4 separate regions of the Homo sapiens genome follow, and all the other regions are linked to region 1. Evidence: chromatin contacts called from ENCODE Hi-C or POLR2A ChIA-PET data. All regions are on one chromosome and are shown on one strand. Each heading gives the region's core, a stretch centred on a gene start or an enhancer-like site at or near the end of the contact. The rest is flanking DNA. Distances are from core to core; before and after follow the strand shown. Region 1 holds the start of ADGRE5 (adhesion G protein-coupled receptor E5). Region 2 overlaps BRD4 (bromodomain containing 4). Region 3 holds the start of HACL2 (2-hydroxyacyl-CoA lyase 2). Region 4 holds the start of MRI1 (methylthioribose-1-phosphate isomerase 1).

What was found. A loop is a pair of places that touch in the nucleus more often than their neighbours do. ChIA-PET counts read pairs that join two places held with the same protein, here RNA polymerase II (POLR2A). Pooled maps may share reads with other maps.
Region 2: POLR2A ChIA-PET joins it to region 1 with 10 read pairs in activated CD4-positive, alpha-beta T cell. The contact joins the enhancer-like site here to the promoter of ADGRE5 in region 1. A Hi-C loop is called at or near these places in 1 of 37 single-sample maps with no recorded cell type. POLR2A ChIA-PET finds 5 or more read pairs at or near these places in 1 of 52 experiments (activated CD4-positive, alpha-beta T cell).
Region 3: a pooled map shows a loop between it and region 1 (8-fold over the local background). The contact joins the promoter of HACL2 here to the promoter of ADGRE5 in region 1. A Hi-C loop is called at or near these places in 1 of 37 single-sample maps with no recorded cell type and 4 of 50 pooled maps. POLR2A ChIA-PET finds 5 or more read pairs at or near these places in 2 of 52 experiments (activated CD4-positive, alpha-beta T cell and common myeloid progenitor, CD34-positive).
Region 4: a loop to region 1 is called in a pooled map, with 3 times the contacts of the local background. The contact joins the promoter of MRI1 here to the promoter of ADGRE5 in region 1. A Hi-C loop is called at or near these places in 1 of 50 pooled maps. POLR2A ChIA-PET finds 5 or more read pairs at or near these places in 2 of 52 experiments (GM12878 and naive thymus-derived CD8-positive, alpha-beta T cell).

What each region holds. Positions count from the first base shown.
Region 1 is chr19:14,376,965-14,384,964 of GRCh38, forward strand. ADGRE5 (adhesion G protein-coupled receptor E5) reads left to right here and starts at 4,480. Exons shown (of 20, transcript NM_078481.4): 1 at 4,480-4,581. The coding sequence starts at 4,560. RefSeq lists a silencer at 5,829-5,968.
Region 2 is chr19:15,299,475-15,307,474 of GRCh38, forward strand. All of the region lies in intron 1 of BRD4 (bromodomain containing 4), which reads right to left. Among named protein-coding and RNA genes, the nearest start is that of BRD4, 29 kb to the right of the region's middle. RefSeq lists enhancers at 1-37, 464-1,171. Within about 2 kb of position 5,080, at least 9 of the 41 ENCODE cell types and tissues checked have a DNase peak (open chromatin) inside an H3K27ac peak, as active enhancers do.
Region 3 is chr19:15,122,189-15,130,188 of GRCh38, forward strand. It overlaps HACL2 (2-hydroxyacyl-CoA lyase 2), which reads right to left and starts at 3,598. Exons shown (of 16, transcript NM_006844.5): 1 at 3,468-3,598; 2 at 2,737-2,881; 3 at 1,187-1,388; 4 at 928-1,055; 5 at 704-842; 6 at 505-616. The coding sequence starts at 2,871. It overlaps ILVBL-AS1 (ILVBL antisense RNA 1), which reads left to right and starts at 1,972. Exons shown (of 3, transcript NR_186314.1): 1 at 1,972-2,037; 2 at 2,276-2,317; 3 at 3,739-3,986. RefSeq lists enhancers at 2,338-3,103, 3,104-3,867, 3,362-3,451 and silencers at 3,052-3,101, 3,672-3,741.
Region 4 is chr19:13,760,850-13,768,849 of GRCh38, forward strand. MRI1 (methylthioribose-1-phosphate isomerase 1) reads left to right here and starts at 3,673. Exons shown (of 6, transcript NM_001031727.4): 1 at 3,673-3,871; 2 at 4,022-4,260; 3 at 5,105-5,280; 4 at 7,712-7,888; 5 at 7,975-8,000. The coding sequence starts at 3,740. YJU2B (YJU2 splicing factor homolog B) reads left to right here. Exons shown (of 10, transcript NM_030818.4): 9 at 1,450-1,588; 10 at 1,741-2,440. The coding sequence ends at 2,219. RefSeq lists enhancers at 1,884-2,400, 4,870-5,499 and a silencer at 4,043-4,092.

The DNA.
Region 1 (8,000 bases), core at 3,230-5,729:
AGTTCCAGCCTGGGCAACAGAGACCCTGTCTCTAAAATAATAATAATAAATTAGGCTGGGCGTGGTGGCTCACGCCTGTAATCCCAACAGTTTGGGAGGCCGAGGCAGTCGGATCACCTGAGGTCGGGAGTTCGAGACCAGTCTGACTAACATGGAGAAATCCCATCTCTACTAAAAATACAAAAAAAAAAAAAAAAAAAAGAATTAGCCGGGTGCGGTGTCAGATGCCTGTAATCCCAGCTTACTCGGGAGGCTGAGGCAGGAGAATCACTTGAACCCAGGAGGTGGAGGGTGCAGTGAGTCGAGATCGCACCATTGGACTCCAGCCTGGGCAATAAGAGTGAAACTCCGTCTCAAAAAAAATTATACTAATATATTATAATTATATTATAATAATTATTATATTATATAATATAATTATTATTATTATATTATATAATATAATTATTATAATTATATTATAATAATTATTATATTATATAATATAATTATTACTATATTATATAATATATTATAATGTTACATATTATATATTATAATTATTATACGATTATAATAATTATTAGATTATATAATTATACGATTATAATTCTTAGATTATATAATTATTATTATATGACTATAATTCTTAGATTATATAATAATTATATTATATAATAATTATTATACTATAATTATATTATATAATAATTATTATACATAATAATTCTATTATATAATTATTATCATACTATAATAATTATATAATATAATTATTTTATACTATAATAATTATATTATATAATTATTATTATACTATAATAATTATATTATATAATTATTATTATACTATAATAATTATTATTGTTGGTTGGATAATCTTGGGTTGCTTCTTTTTTTTTTTTTCTTTTTTTTGAGATGGAGTCTTGCTCTGTTGCCCGGGCTGGAGTGCAGTGGCGCGACCTCACGATCTCACGATCTCAGCTCACAGCAATCTACGTCTCCTGGGCTCAAGCAATTCTCCTGCCTCAGCTGCCCAAGCAGCTGGGATTACAGGCAATCTTGGGTTACTTCTGAGCTGAGCAACCTGGGGCCAGTGGCTCAAAACGCCCAGGTGCCAGTTTCCCTTTTGACAAATGAGGACCATGTTCCCGCCCCTCATCATTGCAGAACAAAAGTCATGAGGTTGTCCAGAAGCTGCAAAATAGGTCAGCAGGACTGAGACTTCAGGACAAAGAGAAAGTGGAGAAACATAGGCAGACGCCCCGGCAGGGACCAGATCAGCGAGGCTGAAGGAGGCTTCCTTTAGCTGGGCGGCAGCGGAGTGGAGTGGCAGGAGTACTACTAATTTGCATGGTTTACCATATAGGGCCCCACTCAGCACAGGCTCTGTGCTGGTGCTCTGCAGAGAAAAAGACAAAAGTCACTCAGGGGGCTGACAGCCTAATGCGGCTCGAGGGCAGATTGTTGCAAGGGAAGAAGGGAGATGGTGAGAAGTATTGGAGAGACTCAAGAAAGCCGCCAGGAATGGTGACTCACGCCTGTAATCCCAACGCTTTGGGAGGCTGAGGCGCGTGGATCATTTGAGGTCAGGAGTTCGAGACCAGCCTGGCCAACATGATGAAACTTCATCTCTACTAAAAATACAAAAAACTATCCAGGTATGGTGGTGCATGCCTGTAACCCCAGCTGCTTGGGAGGCTGAGGCAGGAGAATCGCTTGAATCTGGAAGGCGGAGGCTGCAGTGAGCCGAGATCGTGCCACTGCACTCCAGCCTGGGCTACGGAGAGACTCTGTCTCAAAAAATAATAATAATGAAAATAAATAAATAAAAATTAAAAAATGAGGACCTGGTTGTGCTCACCTGGAATCCCAGCTACTCGGGAGGCTGAGGTGGGAGGATCGCTGGAGCCCAGCAGTTTGAGGCTGGAATGAGCTATGATCGTGCCATTGCACTCCAGCCTGGGCAACAGCAGACTCTATCTCTAACATAAAGTAAAATAAAATAAAATAAAATAAAAAAGTGTCGATGATCACTATGAAGGGGTGTAGGGACAATCCCTGGCATCAGGAAGCGCCTCCTGCCTCCCTGAGATTCTGCAGACACCAGCTGTCTGACGTGCCCATCTGATCTGCAGAGAAGGGACGTTGAGCCCTGGGGTTCTAGCTGGAGTTTCTGACTTTCTGAGAAAAAAAGGGCAAAATCCCTCCAGAGCTGGTCTGGCCCTCTCTCCTTCCAGCTTCTGCTGGTGTTCATTCCCCTCCCCCACAGCCCAGGCCACCCCCACAGGAGCCCAGGACAGGAAGGGGTAAATTCTAGGACTGGGGATGTTTGATTATTCCCAGGACAATAGTTCTGTGACTTCAGTGATTAGTGACTTTTTTTCCCCATCGCTGCAATCTCCCCCTTTGAACAATTGAACTATATTTTGCTTAGCATTCATCACTTCTGCATCTTGAATTTATTCATGTAACAAGGAGACTTGATTTCGGCATCCTCACTGAAAAACCCTCCTCATTGCCCCAAATAGTAGGGAAACCTAAAAATAAATGTGAATATAAGGAACTCAAAACCAAGTCCTTGAATTCTGGCTGGACACAGACGCCTGCTAAGCCTCAGGGTCACGGAGGCGCTAAAGACATGTTAGTGCCCAGTAGAGACTTTCCCCTGGGCTCATTGTAGGGACTCTGGGGCTGGGCTGCCCGCCTATGGATCTTCTCAGCTGGGTAGGTCACTTGTGCCTCAGTTTCCTCCTCTGTCAAATGGGAATGACAACATCATTGCAGATGTTTTGAGGAGTAAATGAGTTAAAATAGATTAAAAAAAAAACAAACTTATGACCAGGCCTGGTGCAGACTAAGTGCTCTATAAATAATAGCATTTTCTTGGCAGCATAGCGAGAGCTTGTCTTAAAAAAAAAAAAAAAAAAACTTAAGAAAAAACTAGCCAGGCGTGATGGTGCACAGCTGCAGTCCCAGCTCCTCAGGAGGCTGAGGCAGGAGGATCCTTTGAGCCCTGGAGTTTGAGGCTGCAGTGAGCTGTGATGGTGCCACTGCACTCCAGCCTGGGTGACAGAGTAAGATCTCTTAAAAATATATATAGCGTTTGTTTGTTTGTTTTTAGACAGTTTCACTCTTGTTGCCCAGGCTTGAGTGCAAGGGCACAATCTCAGCTCACCACAACCTCCGCCTCCTGGGTTCTATCAGTCCTCCTGCCTCAGCCTCCCAAGTAGCTGGGATTACAGGCATGTGCCGCCACACCCGGCTAATTTTGTATTTTTAGTAGAGACAGGGTTTCTCCATGTTGGTCAGGCTGAGTCTCGAACTCCCGACCTCAGGTGATCCACCCACCTCAGACTCCCAAAGTGCTGGGATTACAGGTGTGAGCCACCGCACCCAGCCAAAAAATAGCGTTTTAAAAAATTATGAGGTAGCTCAAGAGACAAGCTAATCATGTGATTTATCCAGAAAGGAAAGAACCCTCCTATCACATGATTCTCTGTTGATTAACGAAGAGGCCTCTGAAATATAAGTTTCCCACAGGGGGAAACTGGCTTAGAAAGATCAGAAAGATCCAGGAGGTCTGCTCTGTGCGGTGAAGCTTCTCTTCTTGGCACCTGCCTGGCATCGGAAGAGGGCCCCTTCTCCCTCCCTGGGCTTTTATGTGGACACTGTAATGCCTCAGTTTTCTTTCTTTCTTTTTGTTTTTGACACAGGATCTCACTCTATCACCCAAGCTGGAGTGCAGTGGCACCATCATAGCTCACTGCAGCCTCAAACTCCCCAGCTCGGGTGATTCTCCCCGCCTCAGCCTCCTGAGTAGTAGTAGCTGGGACTACAGATGTCTGCCACCAGCCTGGATTATTTATTTATTTATTTTGTAGAAACAAGAGTTTCGCCATGTTGCCCAGGCTGGTGTCAAACTCCTGAGCTCAAGCGATCCTCCTGCCTCGGCCTCCCAGAGTGCTGAGATCACAGGTGCGAGCCTCTGCACCCGACCTGTTTCCTCATCTGGAAAATGGCAGGGAAACGTTCTGCCAGCTGGGACGCAGGCTCTGCCAACTCTGGCATGCCAAAGCTCTGGGCACAGGGCGAGTCCCACCAGCGTGGGCGTCCAGAGCTATTTCTGACAAGACCCCTTTGCGCCTGCCCAGGGAAGAGCCAAGTGGCCCCAGGCAAGACCGCCCCGCCCGGCTGCCACACCTTCCCCTCAGAGCAGCCAGCCCCAACACAGAGGCCAAAGGGTTCGTCAGAGCCACATGGTGGAAACTCTAGCAGAGGGTTTTTGAAAGCAGGTTGCACTTCATTCTTACTGAGTGCACGTGTGTGTGTGTGTGTGTGTGTGTGTGTGTGTGTGTGTGTATGCAGCGCCCCTGGGTCTGTGTTTTTATTGCACTTTCCTGCTGGCTTCCAGCTGCACCGCCAGTTCCGGGGAGGGCCCTGGGCCAGCGGCTGTCCGCCCCCCCTCCTTCATAAAGTCCTGGCCTCGGGACAGCCTGCACAGCTGCCTAGCCTGTGGAGACGGGACAGCCCTGTCCCACTCACTCTTTCCCCTGCCGCTCCTGCCGGCAGCTCCAACCATGGGAGGCCGCGTCTTTCTCGGTAAGTACTTTGGGGCCCCGCTGGGAGGGGCGAGGAAGCTCCAGCGGGACCCCTTGGCTGCGTCTGAGAAACGGGAGGCGCCGCTGGTGTCTGTGGGGCCTGCGATAGAGGAAGCCACATGGTCAAGCAGGCACTCACGGGCACACGGCGAGAGGGGCTGGTGGTGCTTGGGCACCCCCACACCCCGGCAGGAACTCCAGGGTGCTCTTGGAGCCTGCTACCCTGCCTGGAGGGATCCTCAAGCTTTCTACTGGAGCCAGTCTGGCATCTGCTCCCTAAGAGGGGAAACTGAGGCACGGGGGAAGGAAAGGGGCAAAAAGTGAGTGCTGGGACCCTGAGAGCCGCTGTGCTTAATATAACGCATAGAAGGACATGGGCGGGGGTGGGGAAGCTAGAAGCCAGGACTTCTCCACTGCAAGGTACCCCCAATTTGTCCCTCGCAGTCTCAGCAGCAGGGGCAGCCCCCAGAGACCCCAGTTCTTGCTCCCCGCAGACCTGGCTGGGGCTCAGCTGCGGATCGAAGGGACTTTGCCTGGTTCTGGGTTTGAATTTGATTTTTGTTGTGACTTCCTGGGACTCCCTTTCCCGCCCCACCCAAGGTGACTGTAACGGTTATCAGGGTAGCTCGTTGCCTAAGCAACGGGGCAACAAAGAGAGTGAAGAAATGACATTTGGGGCAAAAACCAGAACTTCCTGGACCACAGGGACACAGCTTCCCTGGGCCAGCCCCAAGTGGCAGGTGTCAGCTCAGCACCCCGCCTTGGCTTGAGAGTGAGAGACAAGAGCCCACCTTGGGTTTCTTGGGGGCACACTTGTTGGGGGCAGTTGCCAAGACCTGGCTTCCCAAGGGTTCCACGCCCTGGCTGTCTGTGTCACCAGGGCCAAGTCAGAGAGCCTCTGCGCCTCACTTTTCTCATCTATAAAATGGAGCACAACCCGTCTCCGTCTTAGATTGTTTTAAGGGATGAGTGAGTTAGGACACAAACTATTCCTGGTTCACAGTAAGAATTAGGTAAACAGCATTTTAAAAGTGTTGGCTGGGCACAGTGGCTCACACCTGCAATCCCAGCACTTTGAGAGGCCGAGGCAGGTGGATCTCTTGAGCCCAGGGACTGGAGACTAGCCTGGGCAACACATCGAGACGTTGTCTCTACCAAAAACAAATTTTTTTTTTTTTTTTTGAGACAAAGTCTCGCTCTTGTCGCTCAGGCTGGAGTGCAATGGTGCAATCTCGGCTCACTGCAACCTCCGCCTCCTGGGTTCAAGCGATTCTCCTGCCTCGCCCCCATCCACCCCGAGTAGCTGGGATTATAGGTGCCTGCCACCATGCCCGGCTAGTTTTTTGTTTTAGTTTTTGTGTTTGTATTTTTAGTAGAGACGGGGTTTCACCATGATGGCCAGGCTGGTCTCAAACTCCTGACCTCAGGTGATTCACCCGCCTCCGCCTCCCAAAGTGCTGGGATTACAGGCATGAGCCACCGCGCCCAGCCAAAAAAAATTTTTTTTAATTAGTCGGGCTTGGTGGTGTGCGCCTGTAGTCCTAGTGGCTCAGGAGGCTGAGGTGGGAGGATCCCTTGAGCCCAGGAGGTTGAAGCTGCAGTGAGCTGTGTTTGCACCACTGCACTCCAGCCTGGGTGACAGAGCAAGATCCTATCTCAAAAAATAAATTAATAATAAGGCCGGGTGCAGTGGCTCACACCTGTAATCCCAGCACTTTGGTAGGCCCAGGCCAGCAGATCACCAGAGGTCAGGAGTTCGAGACCAGCCTGGCCAACATGGTGAAACTCTGTCTTTACTAAAAATACAAAAATTACCTGGGTGTGGTGGCGGGCGCCTGTAATCCCAGCTACTCGGGAGCCTGAGGTAGGAGAGTCTCTTGAACCTGGGAGGTGGAGGTTGCAGTGAGCTGAGATCACGCCACTGCACTCCAGCCTGGGTGACAGTGAGACCCTGTCTCAAAATAAATGAATAAATAATAAATTATGATGATTATTAAATTCTGGTAAGACACTAGTGGGTCTGGGGAATTGTCTCGGGGTCCTTAGGAGGAAGCCTAAAGAAGGGGTGACTGCCCCACCACCCCCCACCCCAGGATCTCAATGCAGGAAACTGACTACTTAGGGCTCAGCCCAGAGAATGCAAACCAGAAGGAACTCAAACCAGAACAGCAGCTTCTCTCCCGGCTTCTGTTTGGGCAACTTCCAAGGCCCCAGATGGAGGCAGCTGGGCCCTGTAGCCTCACGGTGGGAGTAGAGAACCCAGCTCAGCCCATGCAGAGGGGATGGGGCACAAAGGAACCCTGCCCAGGGCCCTGAGGACCTCAATCCCTCAATTCCTCCTTCCCCAACCTCTTCTGTTTATTGGATTCCTCCTGATCCTTTTCTGGGCTCCAAGCCTCAGTTTCTCTATCTGTAGAATGGGCATCAACACAGCCCCTGCCTCCTAGAGTGGTTCTGAGCTTTAAAGGAGTTACCTGGGGCTTTGGGAGTTAGAGATGAATCTGCCTAGATCCTGTCCTGCCAGGGGAGGTCATTTTGTGGTCTGTTCTGCAAAGAGGAACTGGGTTCTGGCCGAGGGAGGAACTAGCCAAGCCTTGTGGCCAGAGAGGAGGAAGAGGGGAATCCTGACAGAAGTGGGGAGTACGGGCTTGGGCTGGGGGGTTTCGGCCTTGGTTTAACCCAGCTGGAAGGAGTGTGGAGGTGGGAGTGGGGATCTCTGCCTTCCACCCACCTAAGGGGTACTAAATTTGAACACAGTGGCTGAGTGGTCCGGGGACCTCCAATCTGCACCCCAAACACCCGCCCTCTGAAGCTGTGCTCATAACAGACCCCAAAATTCCCCTGGAAGCCCCTCCAGGGTTGAATTGGGGCAAATGAGTGGTGAGTCATTCCTTCCCTTAGGCCCAGGAAGTGACTCATGCCCAGCCGTTGTCCTGGTCCCCATCCCTCTGCCCGACACCCCCCTTCAGGTCTCCCTGGATTATTGGGGTCCCCAGTATTCCCAGATCGGCAGGGACTGGACGTCCCCTCCCAGCCCGCCCCAGGCCCCACCTGCCGCTCATATCCCAACGCCCTCCGTTCCCCTGCCCTTCCCCTCTGTTTCCATCCACCCTCCTTTCTCATGGTTTTCTTTCTTCCTCACTGTTTATCTCTCTGTCTCTCTGTTCTCTCTGTCCCATCTCCTCCTGTTTCCCCTTCTGCTCTTTATGGGCCCCTTGTTTCTCTCTCCACCTCTCTCTATCACCATGTAATTTCTGTCTCTCTGTCTGTCTCTATCTCTCCGTGTCTCTGTCTCCTCTGTCTTATATTTCTCTAGCTGTCTTCTTTCTCCTCTCTGTCTCCCTCTCTCTCTCCAGCTTGTCTCCTTTCTCCTCTCTGTCTCCGTCTCTGTCCCTCTATCTCTCTGTCTCTCTCTCTCTT
Region 2 (8,000 bases), core at 3,830-6,329, 920 kb after region 1:
GGTGGTGGGTAGGGGGTGAATGAAGAAGACAGGTAAGGCCTGGGACATCCCCGCCATGGCCAAGCCCAGCTAAGAAGCTGGTCGACACAATTTTCGATTTTGTGATCCCCAGCTTCAAGCATAACTCTCAATATGGACACATGTAGAGACACACACAGAACAGGGACACATTTACAGGGACATGTTTCCATGGTTCCTTCAGTGGCCCAGCATGAGTGGATTCCTTGGTATGACGTTCTGTTTCCTTTTCCCTAAGGCAAGTCTGCATTAACCAGCTGGCTTCACTCAGGAGAGTGGGGCTCAACATTCCAGTGCTATGTGTCCTTACGGCAAGTGGCCACCCACTTCTGCACTTCACCCACCCAGGCCTGTTAAGGTTCACGAGGAAAACACGACTTAATTGCTGCTCCACAGAACTGCTGTTCTACAGAGAGCGTATGAAGAGCTGCCTCTCCATCTACAAAGAGAATCCCTTGGAGTTTGCACCTGGCCAGGCACAGTGATTCATGCCTGCAATCCCAGCACTTTGGGAGGCTGAGGTGAGAGGATCACTTGAGCCCAGGAGCTGGAGACCAACTGGACAACATAGTGAAACTCCACCTCTACTAAAAAATTTTAAAATTAGCTGAGTGTGGTGGTGTGTGCCTGTAGTTCCAGCTACTCTGGTGGCTGAGGAGGGAGGACCGCTTGAACCCGGGAGGCAGAGGCTGCAGTGAGACGTCACAGCCACTGCAACTGCTGCCTGGGCGACAGAGCAAGACCCTGATCCGATAAATAAATAAAAACAAATAAAAACCTATGTGTCGGCTGGGTGTGGTGGCTCACCCCTGTAATCCCAGCACTTTAGCAGGCCAATCACTTGAGGTCAGGAGTTCAAGACCAGCCTGGCCAACATGGTGAAACCCTGTCTCCACTAAAAAAAAAAATACAAAAAGCCAGGTGTGGCGGTGGGTGCCTGTAATCCCAGCTACTTGGGAGGCTGAGGTGGAAGAATCACTTTAATCTGGGAAGCAGAGGTTGCAGTGAGCAGAGATCGTGCCACTGCACTCCAGCCTGGGTGATAGTGGGAGACTCCATCTTAACAAAAACAAAAACAAAAAATCAAACAAAACCATGTGTGGGGTAGGGCAATCACCCGTAAGACAAAATAAAAAGATAAATATATACCAAAAAAAAAAAGAAAGAAAATGCACCTGGGAAGATGCTCCCCGTCACTAGTCATGAAGAAATACAAATCACAGCCACACTGATACCACTGCAAGACTATGTGAATCCACTGCTTCCCACCCCTAAAACCCTGACAATACCAAGTGCTAGTGAAGATGAGCAACGACTAAAACTCTCATCCACTGCTGATGAGGGCGAAAAATGATGCAACCCTCCAGAAACATCTGAGAGTTTCCTGTAAAGCTAAACATGTATTTATTCCAATGACCCAGCCATCTCACTTGCAGGTCTTTAACCAAAAGAAAGAAAAACATGTTCACACAAAGAACTGCATGTGAATAGCTTTAGCAGCTTCATTAAGAATCACCAAAAACTAGAAACCATCCACGTGTCCTTCAACTGAGAAATGCAGAAAAAGCTGGGGTCTATCCATATGATGAAACACTACTCAGCAATGAAAAGAAACAACTGAAACACTCCCACTAAGTAGTCAGATGACTCTAATAAACTATGTTAACGAAAAGAAGCCTGACTCAACCTCTACCTCCCCTGCATTGTATGATGCCATTTTCCATTTAATATGACATTCTAGAAAAAGCAAAATCATAGACACAGAAAACAGATCAATCGTTGCTGAGGAGCCGGACACGGTGGCTCACGCCTGTAATCCCAGCACTTTGGGAGGCCAAGGCGGGCAAATCACGACGTCAGGAGTTCAAGACCAGCCTGACCAACATGGTGAAACCCCGCCTCTACTAAAAATACAAAAATTAGTCGGGCATGGTGGTGCGCACCTGTAATCCCAGGTACTCAGGAGGCTGAAGCAGGAGAATCACTTGAACCCGAGAGGCAGAGGTTGCAGTGAGCCGAGATCGCACCACACTGCACTCCAGCCTGGGCGACAGAGCAAGACTACGTCTCAAAACAAAAAAAAAAAAGGCTGGGTGCAGTGACTCACGCCTGTAATCCCAGCACTTTGGGAAGCCGAGGTGGACAGATCACGAGGTCAGGAGATCGAGACCATCCTGGCTAACACAGTGAAACCTCATCTCTACTAAAAATACAAAAAATTGGCCAGGCATGGTGGTGGGCGCCTGTAGTCCCAGCTACTCAGGAGGCTGAGGCAGGAGAATGGTGTGAACCTGGGAGGCAGAGGTTGCAGTAAGCCGAAGACTGTGCCACTGCACTCCAGCCTGGGCGACAGAGCGAGACTCCGTCTCAAAGAAAAAAAAAAAAAAAAAAAAAAAAGTTGCTGAGTCTCACGCCTATGGTCCCAGCACATTAGGAGGATGAGGCAGGAGTATCATTTGAGGTCAGGAGTTTGAGACCAGCCTGGCCAACATGGTAAAACTCCATCTGCACTAAAAATACAAAAATCAGCTGGACATGGTGGCGCAGGCCTGTAATTCCAGCTACTTGAGAGGTTGAGACTCCAGAATTGCTTGAACCCAGCAGGCAGAGGTTGCAGTGAGCCAAGATTACGCCACTGCCCTCCAGTCTGGGAGACAGAGTGGGACTTCATCTCAAAAAAAAAAAAGGGGAATTTTATTGCATATAAACTTAAGAGAATAAACAAACCACATGCAGTACACCACCCTGACCCCCTTTAGACCTGGTACAGAGACCCCCCAGGACTGGGAGATGCTGCTTTGCAGGGAAGGCAGACAGACCTGCAAGTGCAGCAGGCAAGGACAGCCTGGTCTGAACCACGAGCTTCCATGCTAACCTGGGGGACTCTGAGTAACAGATGTTCTCAGCCTTGTGTTTCCTGTCTGTAAAACAGAGCAGTTCGGCCACGCACGGTGGCTCACGAGGTCAACAGATCAAGGCCAGCCTGGCCAACATGGCAAAACCCTGTCTCTACTAAAAATGCAAAAATTAGCCAGGCATCGTGGCACATGCCTGTAATTCCAGCAACTCAGGAGGCTGAGGCAGGAGAATTGCTTGAGCCCAGGAGGCGGAAGTTGCAGTGAGCTGAGATCGTGCCACTGCACTCCAGCCTGGACAACTGAGCAAGACTCCGACTCAAAAAAAAAAAAAAAAAAAAAAAAAAGGATTAAAAAATTAAAAAGTGCTTTTCTGGGCCGGGCGCAGTGGTTCACGCCTGTAATCTCAGCACTTTGGGAGGCCGAGGCGGGCGCATCACGAGGTTAGGAGATCGAGACCATCCTGGCTAAAACAGTGAAACCCCGTCTCTACTAAAAAATACAAAAAAAATTAGCCAGGCGTGGTGGCGGTCACCTGTAGTCCCAGCTACTTGAGAGGCCGAGGCAGGAGAATGGCGTGAACCCGGGAGGCGGAGCTTGCAGTGAGCCGAGATCGCGCCACTGCACTCCAGCCTGGGCCACAGAGCGAGACTCCGTCGCAAAAAAAAAAAAAAAAAAAGTGCTTTTCTGAAAGGAGGGCTCTAGTTAAGGTAAACCATGGTTCTGTGACTTGTGCTTTACACTGAGAGAACAAAGCAGCAAGACCAACAATCTTAAAGGAGTAATACACAGTCCATGTAGGGTACACTACCCCTGCATTCACATCAACTGGAGAAGAGAAGCTATTTCCAGCTCAAAGTAGGGGAAAGTTAATACATAGCTATTCAAGAGTGTTTATGTACAGACAGTTAATCTTGAGAAATCCAAATTGTGTGGCTAGAACAAAGCTACTGTTTACAATATTTTTCATACTAATGCTTCCTGGAGGACCTTCCTTGGCCCCATGTTTAAATTTTGATTAAATGTCAAACTAGTAAAACTATTTGCCTATGCGGGGATGGGGCGGGGGGAGAAGACGGTTAGGCAACACAGTGCCAAATTCAAAACTCCGTACTAGCTCTGACAGCGAACACCTTTAGATTCAGAGGAGAAAAGTAGCCTTAAACAGGACAATTCAGCCTATCTACTGAGATCATCTTATCAAAAGGAGTAACTGTCATTACAATAAAATGCAATACAACAATACAATAAAATGCAACAAAGCCACGAAGAAGGAAAAAGGCTGCCCAGCATTCTAGCACCTATTTGCACAATTAGCCCACAGAGTTACTTACAAACAATATTCCCCTTATATAGTCTGTGTTCTGTTTTTGATGGGGCACTGAATACAGAACCTATCTGCCAACTTTAACTGTAATGCGATAACCAGAGCTCACACAACCACTTCTCGACTGTTTCTGTCAGGATGTTTCCAGTTTTTTAAGTATCAACATTACAGGGTTGAGAAGGACCAACAAGCATTTGATGGCTAATGATGACAAAGTCCTTGATCAAGATGCCAGCAAGAACATTCACCACAACAGACTCCATGCAGAATGCTTGGAGTGATGCCCTCTGAGCCCCAAAGCACTTGCTCTCACATTTGACCACCAAGGTAGGATGAAAGAGCTCAGGGTACAAAGAAATATCCACTCATCCGTCACAGTGAAGGATTACCTTCATTATGTCCTCTCCAGAGGTAAACCCAAAGTCCCTCTGATCGCTAACTTTTTTACACTTACCACATAATCCCAACCCACTCTATTCTTCCGCAAGTCATTCAGAGAAGGCATACGGTGGTGACATAAATGCTGACGACTACCAGGTCCCCCGGATCTCCAGCCGTCTGTTTGTTTGCCCACAGGAACACACAGTGTGTGCTGGCAATAACTAAACAAGCTTTTCTGCCCAAGGAGGCTGAGCTCACTCAGTGCCTCGAGGCTCCCCACCATAGTTACAAGTGCTGGCCTAACCAAGCTGTGCCTGGAATCAGCCTTGTCACTGTGCCGGGGGAGTAGGAAACAGTTAAAACACATTTTTATGCTTTCATTTCTATAATAAATGCATCAGATATCACATGAAATCAGCTCTAGGACTGACTGAGCACCTGCCTGCTATACATTTTCCAGGCCGCCAGTGCCCTGCCAGGGGATGTGCTGAGCAGCCAAACCCAGCCTGGCCATGATGCTTGTAGTAAGCTGGCAGACAATGTACGAGCAACAACTTTCCCAGTTAAGCGCCAACTTTCCCTGAGTGTCCACATGCTTAGGGAAGAAGGTTGGACTTAAACCAACAAGCAATTACTGAATGCTTACTGAGACATGGGGCTCAATGTGTCTGTATGCTGTATTCCGACCTCACAAGAACCTCGCACAGGGCAGGGATTAGGGTCTCAGTTTTGCAGCCAAGGAAGCTGATGCGAGAAGAAATCGGTAATTCATCTAAGGTCACACCTGACTCCTCACCTTATACCCCCAAAAAATCATTTCCTGATGGATCAAGGGCATGAATTGGAAGGGCAAAACCTTACAACTTCCAGAAGAAAATATAAAATATATTTCACTTCAGGATAGTGTTCTTCCCACCAACCGTAAAACAAAGATTCATAAATTCACCTACATTAAAATTAAGACCATCTTTTTTTTTTTTTTTTTTTTGAGACGGAGTTGTTGCCCAGGCTGGAGTGCAATGGCGCGATCTCAGCACACCACAACCTCCACCTCCTGGGTTCAAGCGATTCTCCCGCCTCAGCCTCCCGAGTAGCTGGGATTTCTCCCACCTCAGCCTCCCAAGTAGCCAGGCAGGAGCCACCACGCCTGGCTAATTTTGTATTTTTAGTAGGGACAGGGTTTCTCCATGTTAGTCAGGCTGGTCTCAAACTCCTGACCTCAGGTGATCCACCTGCCTTGGCTACCCAAGTGCTGGGATTACAGGCATGAGCCACAGCACCCAGCCTGAAATGTTATTTCTTAATAATAAGACTTGAAAGGTGAAACTGATCCATGGGCTGCTGTATGGATGTTTTAGCAGGCACGAAAACATTCACCTCCTTGTGCATGTCCATCAGAGGTCTTGGGTGACAAGGTGCATCACCAATGAGTTGTAATATTTTGAAAAATATTTTTTCTAAGCAGTAGGTCTCAACAGCGGGCTTAAAATATTCTGCAAATGATGCTGTAAACAGATGTGCTGTCACCCAGACTTTGTTTTTCCCTTTACAGAGCACAGGCAGAGTAGATTTAGCATAATTTAGATTTACCATAATTCTTAAGGTCCTTGGATATTCAGAATGGCTAATGAGCAGTAGCTTCAACTTAAAGTCATCAGCTACAGTAGCCCCTAATGAGAGGCAGCCTGTCCTTTGAAGCCAAGTATTGATTTTTCTACAGCTATAAAAGCCTAGATGGCATTTTCTTCCAATAAACTATTTTGTCTACACTAAAATGTTTACTGTAGCCACCTTTATCAATTATCTTAGCTAGATCTGGATAACTTGCTACAGTTTTTCCATCAGCACTTGCTGCTTCACCTTGCACTTTTATGTTTTGGAGATGGCTTCTTTCCTTAAACCTCATGAACCAACCTCTGCTGGCTTCAAACTTTTCTTCTGCAGCTTTCTCACCTCTTTCAGCCTCCAAAGAATTGAATAGAGTTACTACGGCCTTGCTAGATTAGGCTTTGGCTTAAGGGAATATTGCAGCTGACCTGATCTATCCAGACCACTACAACTTTCTCCATGTCAGCAATAAGGTTGTTTCACTTTCTTATCACTCAGGCATTCACTGGAGTCACACTTTTAATTTCCTTCGAGAACTCCTTTGCATTCACAATCTGGCTAACTCTCTGGCTTAAGCAGCCTAGCTTTTGGCTTTCAAAATATGTTATTGGCCTTTTAGCGTTGTTAAAGGGTATTGCTCTGTCATCCAGGCTGGAGTGCAGTGGCATGATCACAGCTCGCTGCAGCCTCAACCTCCTAGGCTCAAGCAATCCTCCCATCTCAGCCTCCCAAGTAGCTGGGACCACAGGCGTGTGCCACCATGCCTGGCTACTTTTTCCATTTTTTTTATGAAGACGAGGCCTCACTATGTTGCCCAGGCTGGTCTCAAACTCTTGTCCTCAAGCGATCCTCCCACCTACGCCTGCCAAAAAATGCTAGGATTACAGGCATGAACCCCACGCCTGGCCATTTTTAGCTTCTGACTTGGTGTGAGAGACGCGAGACCCTTCCTTTCATCTGAACACTTTAAAGGCTATTATAGGGTTATTAACCGGCCTAATTTTAAGACAGTTGTGTCTCAAGGAATAGAGAGGTCTGAGGAGAGGAAAAGAGATGGGAAATAGTCAGTAGCTGGAGCAGTCAGAACACAAACATTTATAGACTGAATTCACCTTCTTAGATGGACATGGTTTGTGGTTCCCCAAAACTATGATAATGACACCCAAAATCACTGATCACGAATCATAACAGATATAATAGTCTGAAACGTTGGTCACATTACCAAAATGTGACACAGAGATGAAGTGAGCACACGCTGTTGGAAAAATGGCACTGATAAAAGACTTGCTCAATGCAGGGTCACCACAAATTCTCAATTTGTAAATAAAAAAACCGCAATTATCTGCAAAGCACAATAAAACGAGGTATACCTATACATGCAACAAACACAAAACCGGTAAACTCAAAATTCAGGATGGGCAAGGAAATGAAGTAGGGAAAGGAACACACACAGGAAGCAGAGGTGACTGAACTGGTCAGGCCAAGTCTCCTCAAGTTGAGTGACACAAATCAGAATCACTCAAAATTGAAAGGCTAACCAAAACACTGCACCGTCAATCACCTACAGCACCTTCAGTGAAGTAAGAGCGCTGCAGGGTGGGTAGGAGCAATTCCCTCTGCTGTGCTTGACCCTCATCAGTAACAAGCAGAGCTAACTCTGACAGGTGGATGGAGTGCTTCTGCTACCCAATCTCACTGACAGGGAAACAGGATCAAAGATTAAGCAACCTGCTCCAGATCACTGCCAATGTCTCCAAATTCCAGTGGGTGAATGTCCATTTTGAGCTTCAGTACCACTAGTCACAGTGGTA
Region 3 (8,000 bases), core at 2,348-4,847, 740 kb after region 1:
GCCACCGCACCCGGCCTGGGCTCTGCCACTTCTTAGCTGTGTGACTTTGGGCAAGTGACTTCACCTTTCTGAGCTTCCTCCTCTGTAAATGTAAGAATGAACCTCCCTTCCGAGGTTCAAGGATCATCCTTTAGGAGGAGGAAAACGGAGAGGACGATGGGAAAGGTGGTGGGGGAAAGGGAGGAGAAGAGGAAGGAAGAGGGAGGAGGAAGAGGAGGAAGAAGAGATGATGGAGGAGGAGAAGAAAGGGAAAAGGAGGAGGAGGAGGGCTGTCCTGAGCCTCTCCCCTTTGCTGCCTCCACGAGGGCCGCCTTGCTTTCCCTACCCACCCAGTTCATTCCTGCCTCAGGACCTTTGCACATGCTGTTCCTTCTACCTGGAATGCTCTCCCCCCAGCTGTCTCCTCCCAGTCCACATGTGAATCAAAGGAGGATGGGTGTGGGCTGGAAGCTGCAGGAGAGAACGGGGGATAAAGGAGGGAATGGCAGGGGTGGGGCTATTCACCAGGAGACCACTCGGCCCACGAGGCCCTTGGGTGGCTTGGCTGGCACCATCTCCTTCTGGACCATGAAGTAGGGGTACAGCACGTCAACGGGCAGCTCCACAAACACCGGACCTGCAGGGACAGGGAGGACGCTGAGTCCATAACATGTCCCCAGCCCCTCGGCCCCAGCACTGCTCAGCATCACCATCCTCCACCTACCTGGGGTGCCCGACTGGGCGGCAGCCATCGCGGCCCTCAGGGTGGGCACAATGTCCCGCACCCTCCGCACAGACACACAAAACTTACAGAGTGGCCGGAAAAGGGACAGCTGATCAACAGCCTGGAGCGCACCCCGGTTCTGGCAAAGACAGAGGTGTGGCAGGGTTATCGCATGAGCCCTTCAAGCCCCCCTAGGCCCCCACTGGCCCCCAAGGACTGGGTACCTGCAGCAGAGTGCTGGCAGCCCCACCCAGAAGCAGGATTGGGGACTGAGCCATCTGAGCATTCTTCACCGCAGTCACCGTGTTGGTGAGGCCAGGGCCTGCTGTCACTGCCGCCACGCCCACCGTCCCTGGAACACAGAGCCCATCACAGCCATGCCCACTCTCTTGGCCATTCTTCCACCTCTGAAAAACCCCTACCCTCACAGACACTCTAGCCCACAGTCCAACCAGTCCCCAGCCCTCTCTGCAATGCCCTCACCGGACAGGCGGGCCATAGCATCAGCAGCAAAGACGGCCGTGACCTCATGGCGTGTGTCCACCACACGGATGCCCAGTTTCTCACAGGCCACCAGCAGCGGGGAAATGTGCCCACCGACCAGCGTGAAGATGAACCGCACACCATGGGCCCTCAGCACAGCGGCCACGTTCTCTCCGCCATGCCGGACGCTTGCCTTGTCCACCTGGGCCCAAGGACAGGTGGAGCAATAAAGTTAAAGGCCAGGGCAGAGGGCAGCTGGGAAAGGGGGCAATCCCCCTGCCCCAGGTAAGGGGGCAGGAGCAGGGTGAGAGGTCAAGAGAAGCTTGGTCTTGGTTAGGCATATATTATACTACATGCCAGGCTCAAACCAAGGCATAACATCTTATCAGATCCTCTTGTCATTACATCCCTCTTACAGCTGAGGACATCAAGGCTTGCCCAAGTAAGACTGAAAGTTCAATAGAACCCACGCTCTTAAGTGCCCCACTGTTACACTGCCTGTCTCCAGGATGGCAGGGCAATCAGGGAGAGAGGAGAGGGTTATATAACCCAGGGGGTTTGGCCAGGGGCACAACGCACGCAGAGCAGATGGCAGGGAGCCATCTGCTGTGACTCCTCCCTGCCCTCCAGTATCCTTGCAGAGCCTGGCAGCTGGGCTCCTGATCCCAGCCTCCCTGATGCCCTCCTGATGGACGCTAAACAGGCCCAGGGCTTAGTTGACAGGCTGCCAGCCACCATGTGCCTGGCACGGGAGTGAGCTGCTGGCACAGACTGTGCCGAGGCCTCCCAACTCCAGCTGCCTCACAGCCCTACACATCCAAGGCTTGCTTTAAATCTCCTAAGTCCTGAAGGTCAGTGGCATCACTCCTGGCTAGCAGAGGAAGCAGTAGAGAAGGGTTTGGGGAGGGAGAGGTCAAGCTTGGTCCCTGCTAGGAGAGAAAGGGTTGAGGAAGGGGTCTGGAGAAGGGGTAAATTTCAAACAGAGGTGCAAGGAGTTTAGGGGGACACCTGTGGGGTCAGCTCTCTCCAAACATGTCACCTAGGGCAAACCACCACACAATCTCTCTGAGCCTCAGCTTCCTCTTGCAGAAAATGAAGACAGAAAGAACAGCACCTACTTTCAAGGAAAAGGTAAGGGGTAGGTAAGAAAGTCTACAGTACTGAGCTCAGCAGAGGGCAACTGTTATGAAACTGTCACTGCCACCCCCTCGCTGGAGCCTGCCCTCTGCCCCATTTATCCCATCCAGGTTAGGGAGCACAGAGTGCTGTCCATCTGTTCTGTGAAAAGAGTCACTGGGGAAGGAGGTAGGTGGGGTGCGAGTGCCCCGGCAGCGGCAGCTTCCGTGTTCTCTCTTACCAGTGGCAAAGTCCAGGCCTCCATACACAGCGTGGCAATGGAGACAGGGCCCTGGACAGAACCTCTTACCAGTCCCTCTGGACTAGTCGGGGCTCGCTTTCCCACCCTGCACAATGAGTGAGCTGGAAGCAGCACCACGAGGCCCCTCCCTCTTTGACTGCCCCCAGCCCACCTCCCATTCTGTGCCCCGCACCTTGTGCAGCAGCTGATAGAAGAGCCCCAGGCGGTGAGCGGCGCCCAGCAAGGCGGCCACCAGCGTCCCGCAGGCCAGGAGCAGGAAGGAGGGGAATAAGCTCCCAGCGGGGGCGGCGGCCGCGGGGGTCTCCATGAGGTGGTACCTAAGAGAGAAAGGGCACTTCCCAGACTTGGGCGCGACAGGGAACCTCTCCGGAAGAAATCGCGCCCCTTCTCGCAGCAGGATCCAGGGCCACGACCCTTGCCGCCAGTTTCTGTGCGGCCACGCCCCCAACCCTGCCAGACCACGCCCTTTGTGCGCCTAGGCTCGGGGTGAAGCCATGCCTCTCCGTGACAAGGTCACGCCCCTCGCGGGGCTAGCCCCAGTCCTTTACATCACCACCACTCCCACCCAAACTAGCCACCACAAGTCAAGGTGGCGACGACAGCACCACACAGTTATCTTCCACTTACCTACTTGTCAATGGACAGGCGGAAGCCCCGCCTCTCTTTCCACAACCGGACCCCAAATCTCAGCCCCAGTAGTGAGCCCGCCCCATGTTACGTCACCAAGAGGCACGAGGTCACGCCCCCGGGTTAGCGGGCGCGACCCTCCACGCAACCCACGCCTCTCCCTTAAAGAGCGCACGGGCCCGAGCCTGATCCCCGACCCCGGGCCAGGCTGGGTCGAGGTCACATCGCATCAGGATGTGGTTCTCCCACACCAGCTCGACCCCCGACGCTATTCACCTTCACCTCCAGGATATGGCGCTGCCTCCAGCAGAATTCGGCCCCCTCCGTGTCACGTGACCCGGGAGCGTGGCCGTGCCCGGGTGGCCCACTTGGCTCAGCGGCGCCCCGTAGTCCGGCCCGATGCGCATGCGCACAGTCGGAGCCCCGCTCCGGGGCCACCCGAAAGAGCCTTGCCTCTACTGGCCGCCTCCCTCATAGACCCCGCCTCCCCTTGCCTTTCATTGGCTCGCACTGCAGACCTCACACCCATTTTATGTTTTAAAACCAGGAGGCCACGCCCCTCAGCGGCTTCAGGAGCCCAGACCTTTGGGGGCCCACCTTCCGCAGCTTTCCATTGGCCCCACGGTGGAAGCCCGTAGGTTCAGGCCCTCCGAACACAGCTCGCTTTCCACACCAGCGGGGCCGTACCAGAGCAAGACCATGTCTCACAAAATAATAATAATACTTAAAAAATGGTAAATTTTATGTTATGTATATTTTCCACACTATAAATAAATATTTGTGCATGTATATATATATATGTGTATATTTTTTGTATAATAGGTATAGTAGTAAGCAAAGGAAATTCACACTGAGTCACATTCTACAAAATGCCTAACCAGACCTCTACAAAACTGTCAAGGTCATGAAAAACAAAGACTGAGGCACTGCCACAGACTAGAGGAGGGAAAGGAGCTGTGACAACTAAATTCAATATAGTACCCTGGACTGGATCCAGGAATCAAAAAAAGGACAAATTTGTGGATAAAGTTGGTGAAATCCAAATAAAGTTTGGAGTTGAGTTAGTAGTAATGAACCAGTGTTAATCTTTTTGTTTCAGTAAATGTATTATGGTTATATAAGATGTTAGCATTCAGGGAAGCTGGATAAAGAGTAGACAAAAATTATCTTGCTATCTTTGCAGCTTTTCTGTAAAGCTAAAAAAGAAAAAAAAAGTCTTAATAACAAGGATACAATTTTCCAGAGAGAGAGAAAGATGTTGTAATAGATGTAAATTCTTTCTTGGGAGACAAAGCTTTAACATGCTCCAAGACTAATTATCTGACCAATCTCTCCCCAGATAAAGAAAGATTGTCACTAGGCAAATGTCCAAAAAGCTTCTCAGCCGAAAGCTGGATTATTCAACAGTCCCTGAAACAAATATACACAGAGGACAAGTGATTTTTTTAAAAAGGGAAACAAGCCTGGCATGGTGGTCCATGTGTGTAATCCCAGCACTTTGGGAGGCCAAGACAGGAGGATCGCTTGAGGCCAGGAATTTGAGACCAACCGGGGCCAAAAAGTGAGACCCAGTCTCTCCAAAAAACAAACAAACAAACAAACTTAGCCAGGAGAATCGCTTGAACCCGGGAGGTGGAGGTTGCGGTGAGCTGAGATCACGCCATTGCACTCCAGCCTGGGAAACAGAGCAAGACTCTGTCTAAAAAAAATTTTTTTTAAAAGAAAAAAAATTAGCTGAGTATGGTGGCACGTGCTTGTTATCCCTTTTGCTTGGGAGGTTGAGAAGGGAGGATTGCTTGAACCCAAGAGGTTGTGTCTACAGTGAGCTGTGATCGTGCCACTGCACTCCAGCTGGGGCAACAGAGCAAGACCCTGTCTCTAAAAAAAAGGGGGTGGGTGTGGGGCAGGGGAGGAAACAAATACCATGTATCTAAATTGATCGAAATTTAAAGAGAAGTGCAACAAATTATTGAGTTAGAGGGATACAGTAAGGGCCTCTCTTAGGACAAGCAGAAGGACTCTCTAAGGAGGTGACAGTTGAGCAGAGAGACCAGGAGGAAGTGAGGACATGGGCCCCACAAGGATCTGGAGAAAGAGTAATCCAGGTAGAGAAGATGGCACATGCAAAGGCCCTGAGGTGTTTTATTAATTTCCTTTGATGGCCATAACACATTACCACAAATTGGGTGGCTTGAAACAACAGGAATTAATTCTCTTACACTTCGGGAGGCCAGAAATTCAGCATGGAGGCATCAGTGGGGCCATACACTCTCTCGAGATCTTTGGGGAGGATCCTTACCTTCTCCAACTTCAAGAGGCTCCAGGCATTCTTTGGCTTATGGCTGCGTCACTCCAATTTCTCCGTATATCTTCAGATGGCCTTATTCCCTGTGCCTGCATCTCCTTCTGTATCTTTTTTTTTTTTTTTTTTGAGACGGAGTCTCACTCTTTCGCCCAGGCTGGAGTGCAGTGGCGCAATCTCGGCTCGCTGTAACCTCCACCTCCTAGGTTCAGGCAATTCTCCTGCCTCAGCCTCCTGAGTAGCTGGGATTACAGGCACACACCACAACACCCGGCTAAATTTTTTTGTATTTTTAGTAGAGATGGGGTTTCACCATATTCACCAGAGTGGTCTCGAACTCCTGACCTCAGGCAATCCGCCTGCCTCAGCCTCCCAAAGTGCTGGGATTACAGGCATGAGCCATCGGGCCCGGCCCTCCTCCTCTACGTCTTACAAGGATACTTGTCATTGCATTTAGGGACCACCCTCATCCAGGATAGGCTCATCTTGAGACCCCTCACTTAACTACTTCTGCAAAAACACATTTTCCAAGTTAGGTCACATTTGCACGTTCTGAATGTACATTTTAGGGTCTGTCATTCAACTCATTACAAATGGGATGGGCTTTGCATGTGCAGAGAAAGTCAGGAAAGCCAGGATAGCTAGAAGGAAGAGAGCAGAGGAGGCAGGGAGGAGACGCTATCAAAGGCTGGACAAAGGCCAGACAGGTATGATTTTACAGACTGCATGAGGACTGCAAATTTTATTCTAAGTGAATTGGAAAGCCAGAGAGGATTTTGAACAATATGCAACCACACACAATCTGCACATGATTATTCATAGGTGCTTTAGTTGCAATAGCTGAAAACTGGAAAAAATAACAAAAAACAACAAAAAAAATATCCCTTAAGAGAGGAATGGTTAAACAAACTGTGATTCACCCATACCATGAAACACTGCTCAGCAATAAAGAGGGCAAACTACTAAAACACGACAGGCCAGGTGCAGTGGCTCACGCTTGTAATCCCAGCACTTTGGGAGGCTGAGGCGGGTGGATCACCTGAGGTCAGGTGTTCAAGACCAGCCAGACCAACATGGTGAAACCCCGCTCTACTAAAAATATAAAAAACTAGCTGGGCATGGTGGTGGGTGCCTGTAATCCCAGCTACTCAGGAGGCTGAGGCAGGAGAATCACTTGAACCCGGGAGGCAGAGGTTGCAGTGAGCTGAGATCGTGGCATTGTACTCCAGCCTGGGTAATAAAGCGAGACTCCATCTAAAAAAAAAATATATATATATATGTATGTAGTCAGGCATGGTGGCATGCAGCTGTAGTCCCAGATACTGGAGGCTGAAGCAGGAAGATCTCTTGAGCCCAGGAGTTTGAGGCTGCAGTGAGCCATGATTGTGCAACTGCACTCCAGTCTGGGAGACAGAGCAAGACCCTCTGTCTTGCTAAAAACATAAAATACAACAAAACAGAAAAGCAAAGAAGCACGCAACACTTTGGATGAATCTCAAAATAAGTAGCCTGATTGAAAGAAGCCAATCTTGGCCGGGCGTGGGGCTCATGCCTGTAATCCCAGCACTTTGGAAGGCGGAGGCGGGTGGATGACCTGAGGTCAGGAGTTCGAGACCACCCTGACCAACATGGTGAAACCCCGTCTCTACAAAAAACATAAAAAATTAGCCAGGTGTCGTGGTGGGCGCCTATAATCCCAGCTACTCAGGAGGCTGGGGCAGGAGGATCACTTGAACCCAGGAGACAGAGTTTGCAGTGAGCCAAGATTGTGCCATTGCACTCCAGCCTGAGCAACAAGAGCAAAACTCCGTCTCAAAACAAAAAGAAAGAAGCCAATTTCAAAGGTACCATTAATATGATCCATTTATATGATATTCTCCAAAAGTGACAAAACCATACTATGGGAGGAAAGATCAGTGTTGCCAGGGGTTAGGGAAGGGTGTTAGAATAAAGGGGGTAGCATAGAAGGTTTTGGGGGTGATAGAACTGTTTTGTATTATGGTGGCTGCATGTGTTAAAATTCTAATTATGATAGTGGTTACCTATGTTAAAATTTTTATTGAACTGAACTCTAAAAATTTCAATTTTACTGCATGATCCTTTAAAAACTAAAATTACGTACATATAATTTTATACATATATGTGTAAATAAATAGATAATTATATGCACACACACACCGTCCATAAATAAATAGAATTGTTTAAAGACACACTGGCACCAAACCAAAGTGATCCCTTGAAGTAACCAGAAGATTTGAAAGAGAACTGGAAAAGGGACTCAATTTCTGCCTGTGCAATTCAAAGGTGTCTTTGATGTTACTCGCAGGAAACGCTGCTGTTAAGTGTTTCAAGTCTGGGGAAGCAATGCGCTTACCACACCCTCATATCCTTGTCAATGCTTATTTTTATGAGTTTCGAAGTAAGTATAGAGTCTGGAAATGTCACAGAGGGAAGCGATCATCAATGTCAAGTCCTCTCTTTGATGACTTGTGAGACACAGAGCGGGG
Region 4 (8,000 bases), core at 2,423-4,922, 620 kb before region 1:
AGCCTCCACCCCAGGTTCAAGCAATTCTCCTGCCTCAGCCTCCCAAGTAGCTGGGATTCCAGGTTCCCACCACTGTGCATGGCTAATTTTTGTATTTTTAGTAGAGACTGGGTATCACCATGTTGGCCAGGCTGGTCTCGAAATCCTGGCCTCATGTGATCCACCCACCTCAACCTCCCAAAGTGCTAGGATTACAGGCGTGAGCCACTGCATCTGACCTGGCCACCACATTTTAAATGGAACCTCTTGGCTGGGCGCGGTGGCTCACATCTGTAATCCCAGCACTTTGGGAGGCTGAGGCAGGCGGATCACGAGGTCAGGAGATCGAGACCATCCTGGCTAACATGGTGAAACCCCGTCTCTACTAAAAATGCAAAAAAAAATTAGCCAGGTGTGGTGGCGGGTGCCTGTAGTCCCAGCTACTTGGGAGGCTGAGGCAAGAGAATGGCGTGAACCTGGGAGGTGGAGTTTGCAGTGAGCTGAGATCGTGCCACTGCACTCCAGCCTGGCCGACAGAGCAAGACTCTTGTCTCAAAAAAATATAGAATTAAACTAAATTAAAAAATAAATGGAACCGCCCAGCCCATCCCCTACCCACCTGTCCTGCATTTTTTTTCTCCTTATCACTGTCTCACCACTAGAGGCCAGCTCCACCAGGGCAAGGGTTTTTCCCTGCCTGCCACTGTATGCCGAGTGTCCAGAACAAAGCCTAGCACAAGGTGGGTATCCCAGAAATATTTGTGGGATGAGGCCGTGCGTGGTGGCTCACACCTGTAATCCCAGTGCTTTGGGAGGCTCAGGTGGGAGGATTGTTTGAGGCCATGAGTTGGAGACCAGCCTGGGCAACATAGTGAGACCCCATCTCTACAAAAAAAAATTTTTTTTTTTTTTTGAAACAGTCTCCCCCCTTTCGCCCTGGCTGGAGTGCAGTGACAACGATCTCAGCCCACCGCAACCTCCACCTCCCCGGTTGAAGTGATTTTCATGCCTCAGCCTCCCAAGTAGCTAGGACCATAGGCGCATGCCACCATGCCTGGCTAATTTTTATATTTTTAATAGAGACAGGATTTTGCCTTGATGGCCAAGCTGGTCTCAAACTACTGGCCTCAAGGGATCCACCCGCCTCAGCCTCCCAAAGTGCTGGGATTACAGACATGAACTACCAGGCCCAGTCTCTACAAAAATAAATGTTTTAATTAGCTGGGCGTGGTGGTGCACATCTGTAGTACTGGATACTTGGGAGGCTGACATGAGAGAATCGCTTGAGCCCAGGAGTTCGAGGCTGCAGTGAGCTATGATTGTGCCACTGCACTCCAGTCTGGGCGACAGAATGAAACTGTCTCAAAAAGAGTAAATGAGACCCCGAGAGTTGGAGCAGTGCCCCCTAGTACACAGAAGAGACAGGGCTTTGACACCCCCTATCTCTGGTGTTCTTGGCCCTCAACACAGGAAAAGAAAAAAGCCATCCAGGAGGAGGAGGAGAGAGACCAGGCCTTGCAGGCCAAGGCGAGCCTGACCATCCCGCTGGTGCCCGAGACGGAAGATGACCGCAAGCTGGCGGCTCTGCTGAAGTTCCACACCCTGGACTGTGCGTAGGAGGCCAGGGGGAAAAGGGGACAGGGAGGCTCAGAGTTGCCTGGAGATGGGGGGTCCTCAGCCATGAGTGGACTCTGGTCTACCAGAGGGCAGTTCTGGACCCCCTCCCCTGCCGCCCCTGAAATGTCCTCTCCTCTCCTCTAGCCTACGAGGACAAGCAGAAACTCAAGCGGACCGAGATCATCAGCCGCTCCTGGTTCCCCTCTGCCCCCGGATCCGCCTCCAGCAGCAAGGTCAGCGGCGTCCTGAAGAAGCTGGCACAGAGCCGCAGAACCGCGCTTGCCACCTCCCCCATCACCGTCGGGGACCTGGGCATCGTGCGGCGGAGGTCTCGGGACGTCCCGGAGAGCCCCCAGCATGCGGCCGACACCCCCAAGTCTGGGGAACCGCGGGTACCAGAGGAGGCTGCCCAGGACCGGCCCATGTCCCCCGGAGACTGTCCTCCGGAAACAACTGAGACCCCCAAGTGCAGCAGCCCGAGGGGGCAGGAAGGGAGCCGTCAGGACAAGCCCCTGTCGCCAGCAGGCTCCTCCCAGGAGGCAGCTGACACCCCCGACACGCGGCACCCCTGCAGTCTCGGCTCCTCCCTCGTGGCGGACTACTCCGACTCGGAGAGTGAGTGAGCGATCCCCATCCTGGAGACTGGACCCGCTCTAGAGGCCCGGACACACCCAGGAGGCCCCTCACAGACTGCAGACCCCCGGCTCGCCCACCAGCCCTGGGAGAGCTCAGATGCCGCATCCTCCCCAGACCGCGCCTTCCTGCAACCGTGGAGTTATTTATTTGGTCCTGGTGAGGGTGTTTGTGCCTTGTGAGACTCCGTACATTAAAGACCTGTCTCTTCTTCCCTGTCTTGGGTTGTTAGATGGACCCTGGGGCTGCCCCCCCACCCCCCCACCTTGACCAAGCTTGGTAGGCCTCTCATCAGCAAATGCTGGTATAGGGTCATAGCTGTGACCACAGACATGGTCCCCTTCCAGAGTAACAAGAGTCTCAAGGTGGTGGTCCCGGTTGGCCAGGAATCAGGACAGACTTCCTGGAGGAGGAGGCATGGGCCAAGTGTGAAGGGTGAAAAGGGGGCCAGGAACCACACACACAAGGCCAGGGACAAGGCACACGGGGTACCCAGGATGTGTGCCAGATGCAGCAGGGGCTGGAGCACACAGGTGTGAGCTTTTTATTATACCCAGCCCAGGGGTGGCCCATGGAAAAGCCCCCCGTGCATGTTACTTTTGGGGTTTTTTTGTTTTGTTTTTGAGACCGAGTCTTGCTCTGTCACCCAGGCTGGAGTGCAGTGGCGCGATCTCGGCTCACTGCAACCTCTGCCTCCTGGGTTCAAGTGATTCTTCTGCCTCAGCCTCCCGAGCAGCTGGGACTACGGGTGTGCGCCACCACGCCCAGCTAATTTTTTGTATTTTTAGTAGAGACTGGGTTTCACCATGTTGGCCAGGCTGGTCTCGAACTCCTGACCTCAAGTGATCTGCCCGACTCGGCCTCCCAAAATGCTGGGATTCCAGGCGTGAGCCACAGCGCCTGTCCTGCATGTTACTTTTGAATGAAACCGAGCAGAAAATGGCCCAGAAACAGCCTTGCATCCATCAAGGGGCACACGACCCCCCACTACCTCCCCCTCAACCTTGGAAGATCATTTAACAAATTCTTTGGTTTGAACACTTGATGTTACCTTGCCACTGGGGATACATCCCTAACTCTAGACAGCAGGTTGTTAAACACGGGGCCTGGTATCCACTAGGCGTCCCATAAATGCTGCCACTTTTGTGGTTCCGAGGAGGCGGCTCACTCCGTTCGGGCTTGGCAGGAGTCGTGGAGTGGGTTCGGCCACGTGGAATCCGCGTCCTGGGAACCCGTGGAATCCGCGTCCTGGGAACCCGTGGAATCCGCCTCCTGGGAACCCGTGGAATCCGCCTCCTGGGAACCCGTGGAATCCGCCTCCTGGGAACCCGTGGAATCCGCCTCCTGGGAACCCGTGGAATCCGCCTCCTGGGAACCCGTGGAATCGGGTTGGATGCGCATGTGCGTGTCTCTTTTTCCGGGGGAGGCTCCGCCCACGGCCCCGCCCCGCTCCCAAGTGCGCGCGGACCCCTAGCTCCCTCTGAGTTGCGCTGGGCTTGGCTGCTGCACCATGACCCTGGAGGCGATCCGCTACTCGCGGGGCTCCCTGCAGATCCTAGACCAGCTGCTGCTGCCCAAGCAGAGCCGCTACGAGGCGGTGGGCTCGGTGCACCAGGCCTGGGAGGCCATCCGCGCCATGAAGGTGCAGCGGGGCGGCGGGGCGGCGGGGCGGCGGGGCGGCGGGGCGGCGGGGCGGCGGGGCGGCGGGGCGGCGGGGCGGCGGGGCGGCCGGGTTGGAGGTGGGAGTGCGCCCGCGCCTGCAGCTTCCGACGCCCAAATCCCTGCCCCGCAGGTGCGGGGCGCCCCGGCCATAGCCCTGGTGGGCTGTCTCAGCCTCGCCGTGGAGCTGCAGGCGGGCGCCGGGGGACCGGGACTCGCCGCGCTCGTGGCCTTCGTGCGCGACAAGCTGAGCTTCCTCGTCACCGCCCGGCCCACCGCTGTCAACATGGCCCGCGCCGCCCGCGACCTGGCTGATGTTGCAGCCCGGGAGGCCGAACGGGAGGGCGCTACGGAAGAGGCGGTCCGGGAGAGGTACGGGGATCTGGTACCAGGCACGGCGCTGAGCAGGAATTATATTGACTCTTTTTAAGTACAGTGACCCACTATACAGATGGGGAAACTGAGGCACGGCGACCTTAAGTCCCTTGTCCAGGGCCCCACAGATGGGGAGACTGAGGCACGGCGACCTTAAGTCCCTTGTCCAGGGCCCCACAGATGGGGCCCAGAGTCTAGCCTGGGCAGCCTGGCCCTGAAACCTAACTCCTTAATCGTGCCTCCCCTGAATACACGCAGCCCCTTATCCGCCCTTGGAGGCCCTTTTTAGTATCTCCGTGTTCTCTTGGTTTCTGCTTTTGAGGAACTTTTTTTCCTGTCCTGGTCCCCTTCCTGCCATCTTTTTCCCCCCACTTCCTTTCTGCTCCAGCCCTCCCTGCAATGTCACTTTACCCCACCAAGCTCGAGCCTGCCTTACAGCCTTTGCACGTGCCATTGGTGCGGGCCAGGTATCCATAGCGCCCTCCTCCACCATTCTATATGATCCAGCTCACCCGCTGCTCTCTGTTGCCTGATTCTGCCGGCTTTTCCTTCATTTTATTATCTCTTCATCAGCTGGCTCACTCACCCCAGTGTCAACTCCACAGGAGCAGAGATTTTTGTCTTGTTTACTGCTGGGTCATACCGGAACTGCTTGGTAAACATGTCTTTGCATGAATGAACGGAGTGACACTTCGGTGGCCCTGGCCGAAGGGTCCAGGCCCCACAGCAATGAGAGGCTTTGAGCAGGAGGGCTCCAGGACAGCAGCGTTAGGCAGAGAGGAGGCGTTGGCCTGGGCCCCGGGTCCTGGTGGCTGGTGCTGAAAACTCCTTGTCACCCCAGAGTGATCTGCTGCACCGAGGACATGCTGGAGAAAGACCTCAGAGACAACCGAAGCATTGGGGACCTAGGAGCCCGCCACCTCCTGGAGCGGGTGGCCCCCAGCGGTGGCAAGGTGACTGTGCTGACCCACTGTAACACTGGTGCTCTGGCCACCGCTGGCTATGGTACAGCCCTAGGTGAGAGGGCCTCCTCAGGGGGTAGGGGAGGGCCTTCTAGGAACTTTTTTAGATACAAGAGAAAGAATCCCAAACCCAAACCACTTTATCCACAAAAAAAATGGGAAGGTACTAGTTCTAGTACGGAAACACTTATACAGTTGGCTTCAGGTATGGCAAGATCAAGGGGCTCAACCAGTAGCATCAGGACCTATCTATCTCTGTGCTTCAGCTCTGCCCTCCTTCATCTTCAGGTTCCATGGGCTGGCAGGCGGCTGTTAGGGTCCAAATCATGAGGAAAAGAGCCTCCTATACTAGAAAAGTCTCCTTGTATCTCAGGGGGTCCACTAGGGCACCTGCCCATCCCAGAGCAGTCATTCGATGGGCCCCGCCTGAGCCATATGCCTAGAGCCAGGGCAGGACGTGGACTCCAGGAGGAACTGGGGAGAAGGGAGTGAGCAGAGAAAGATTAGGTAGCTGTGACCAGGAGACAGGGGGAGTGGGCTGTAGGGGGCCAAGGCAGCAGATTCCACTTGACCCTAAATTCACCAGGAAATTTCCCTACCTGCCTGAGTCCCACCTTCATCCCTGGGAACTGAGGCCTTAATGGAAAGACCTCTGCCTTTGATTCATTCACTCACCCAGCATTTAGTAAGCACCTGCTGTGGCTCAGACACCGCCATTTGCTGGGGACGCAGCAGTGAACAAAACAGACAAAATCTCTGCTCTCAGGGGTCCCAGGGAAGCAGAAGGAACAGTCAACAGGCAAAATAAGTACAGTCATCCTTCAATATCTGTGGGGGACTGGTTCCAGGACCTCCCACAGATACCAAAATCCATGGATGCTCAAGTCTCTGATATAAAAATGCCATCATATTTGCATGACCTATGCACATCCACATATATATATATATATATATATATATATATTTTTTTTTTTTTTTTTTTTTTTTTTTTTGAGACAGAGTCTTGCTCTGTCGCCCAGGCTGGTGCAGTGGCATGATCTCAGCTTACTACAACCTCTGCTTCCCGGGTTCAAGAGATTCTCATGCCTCAGCCTCCTGAGTGTCTGGGATTATAGGCGTGAGCCACTACGCCCAGCTAATTTTTATATTTTTAGTAGGGACGGGGTTTCACGACATTGGCCAGGCTGGTCTCGAACTTCTGACCTTAGGCGGTCCGCCAGCCTCGGCCTCCCAAAGTGCTGGGATTACAGACGTAAGCCACAGTGCCCAGCCCACCCCTATATTTTAAATCGTGTCTAGATTGCATATCATAGCTAGTCCCATGTAAATACTATGTAAATTGTTGTTACTGGCTAGGTGTAGTGGCGGTGCAGGCCTGTAATCAGGAGGCTGGGGTGGGAGGATTGCTTGAACTCAGAAGTTCTAGACCAGCCTTTGCAACACAGCAAGACCCTGTCTCTATTTTTAAGCCTGTAATGCCAGCACTTCGGGAGGCCAAGGTGGGCGGATCGCTTGAGCTCAGGGGTTCAAAACCAGCCTGGGCTTCATGGCAAAACCCCATCTCTACAAAAAATACTAAAATTAGCTGGGTGTAGTGGTATGCACCTGTGGTCCCACCTATTCGGGAGGGGACTGAGATGGGAGGATTGCTTTTTATTTATTTATTTATTTTGGAGACAGAGTCTTGCTCTGTCACCCAGGCTGGAGTGCCATGGCACGACCTTGGCTCCTTGCAACCTCTGCCTCCTGGGTTCCAGCGATTCTTTTCAAGTATTTTCTTTCTTTCCTTTTTTTTTTTTTTTTTTTTTTTTTGAGACAGAGTCTTGCACTGTTGCCCAGGCTGGAGTGCAGTGGCGCAGTCTCGGCTCACTGCAAGCTCCGCCTCCCAGGTTCACGCCATTCTCCTGCCTCCGCCTCTCGAGTAGCTGGGACTACAGGTGCCCGCCACCACGCCCGGCTAATTTTTTGAACTTTTAGTAGAGATGGGGTTTCACCGTGTTAGCCAGGATGGTCTCGATCTCCTGACCTCGTGATCCATCTGCCTAGGCCTCCCAAAGTGCTGGGATTACAGGCGTGAGCCACCACGCCCAGCCCAAATATTTTCAATCCACATGGTTGAGTCCATGGATGGAGAACCCATAGAAAAGGGGGGCTGCCTGTACACATGAGGTGTTAGAAGGTGATAAATGCTAAGGACAGAGAGCAGGAAACTGAAAGTGTGGGGATTGCTATGCAAAACTGATATATCAGGGAAGGCTTCACCGAGAAGGTGTCCTTTAAACAGACGTGAAACGGAGCTATGCGAGCATTGGGAAGAGCATACCAGGCAGAGGGAACTGCCACTGCGAGGGCCCCTGGGCGGGACTGTGCTCGGTAAGCCTTTGGCAATCCACGCCCAGACTAGGAGCCTGCACCCCTAACCAATGGACCACCCTGTCTGTTTGCCCCTCCCCGGGGCCTTCTCCTGGTGGGTGGGGCCCCCGCAGGTGTGATTCGCTCACTGCACAGCCTGGGCCGCCTGGAGCATGCCTTCTGCACAGAGACCCGGCCCTACAACCAGGGAGCCCGGCTGACGGCCTTTGAGCTGGTCTATGAGCAGATCCCCGCCACCCTTATCACCGACAGCATGGTGGCTGCTGCCATGGCCCATAGGGGCGTGTCAGGTAAGCAGACGGTAAGCCCTGGGGGCGGGGCTCTGGAGCATGGGGCCAGGTAATGACCCCCAACTTCTCATACGCCCCCTCCCCAGCTGTGGTCGTGGGAGCTGACCGCGTG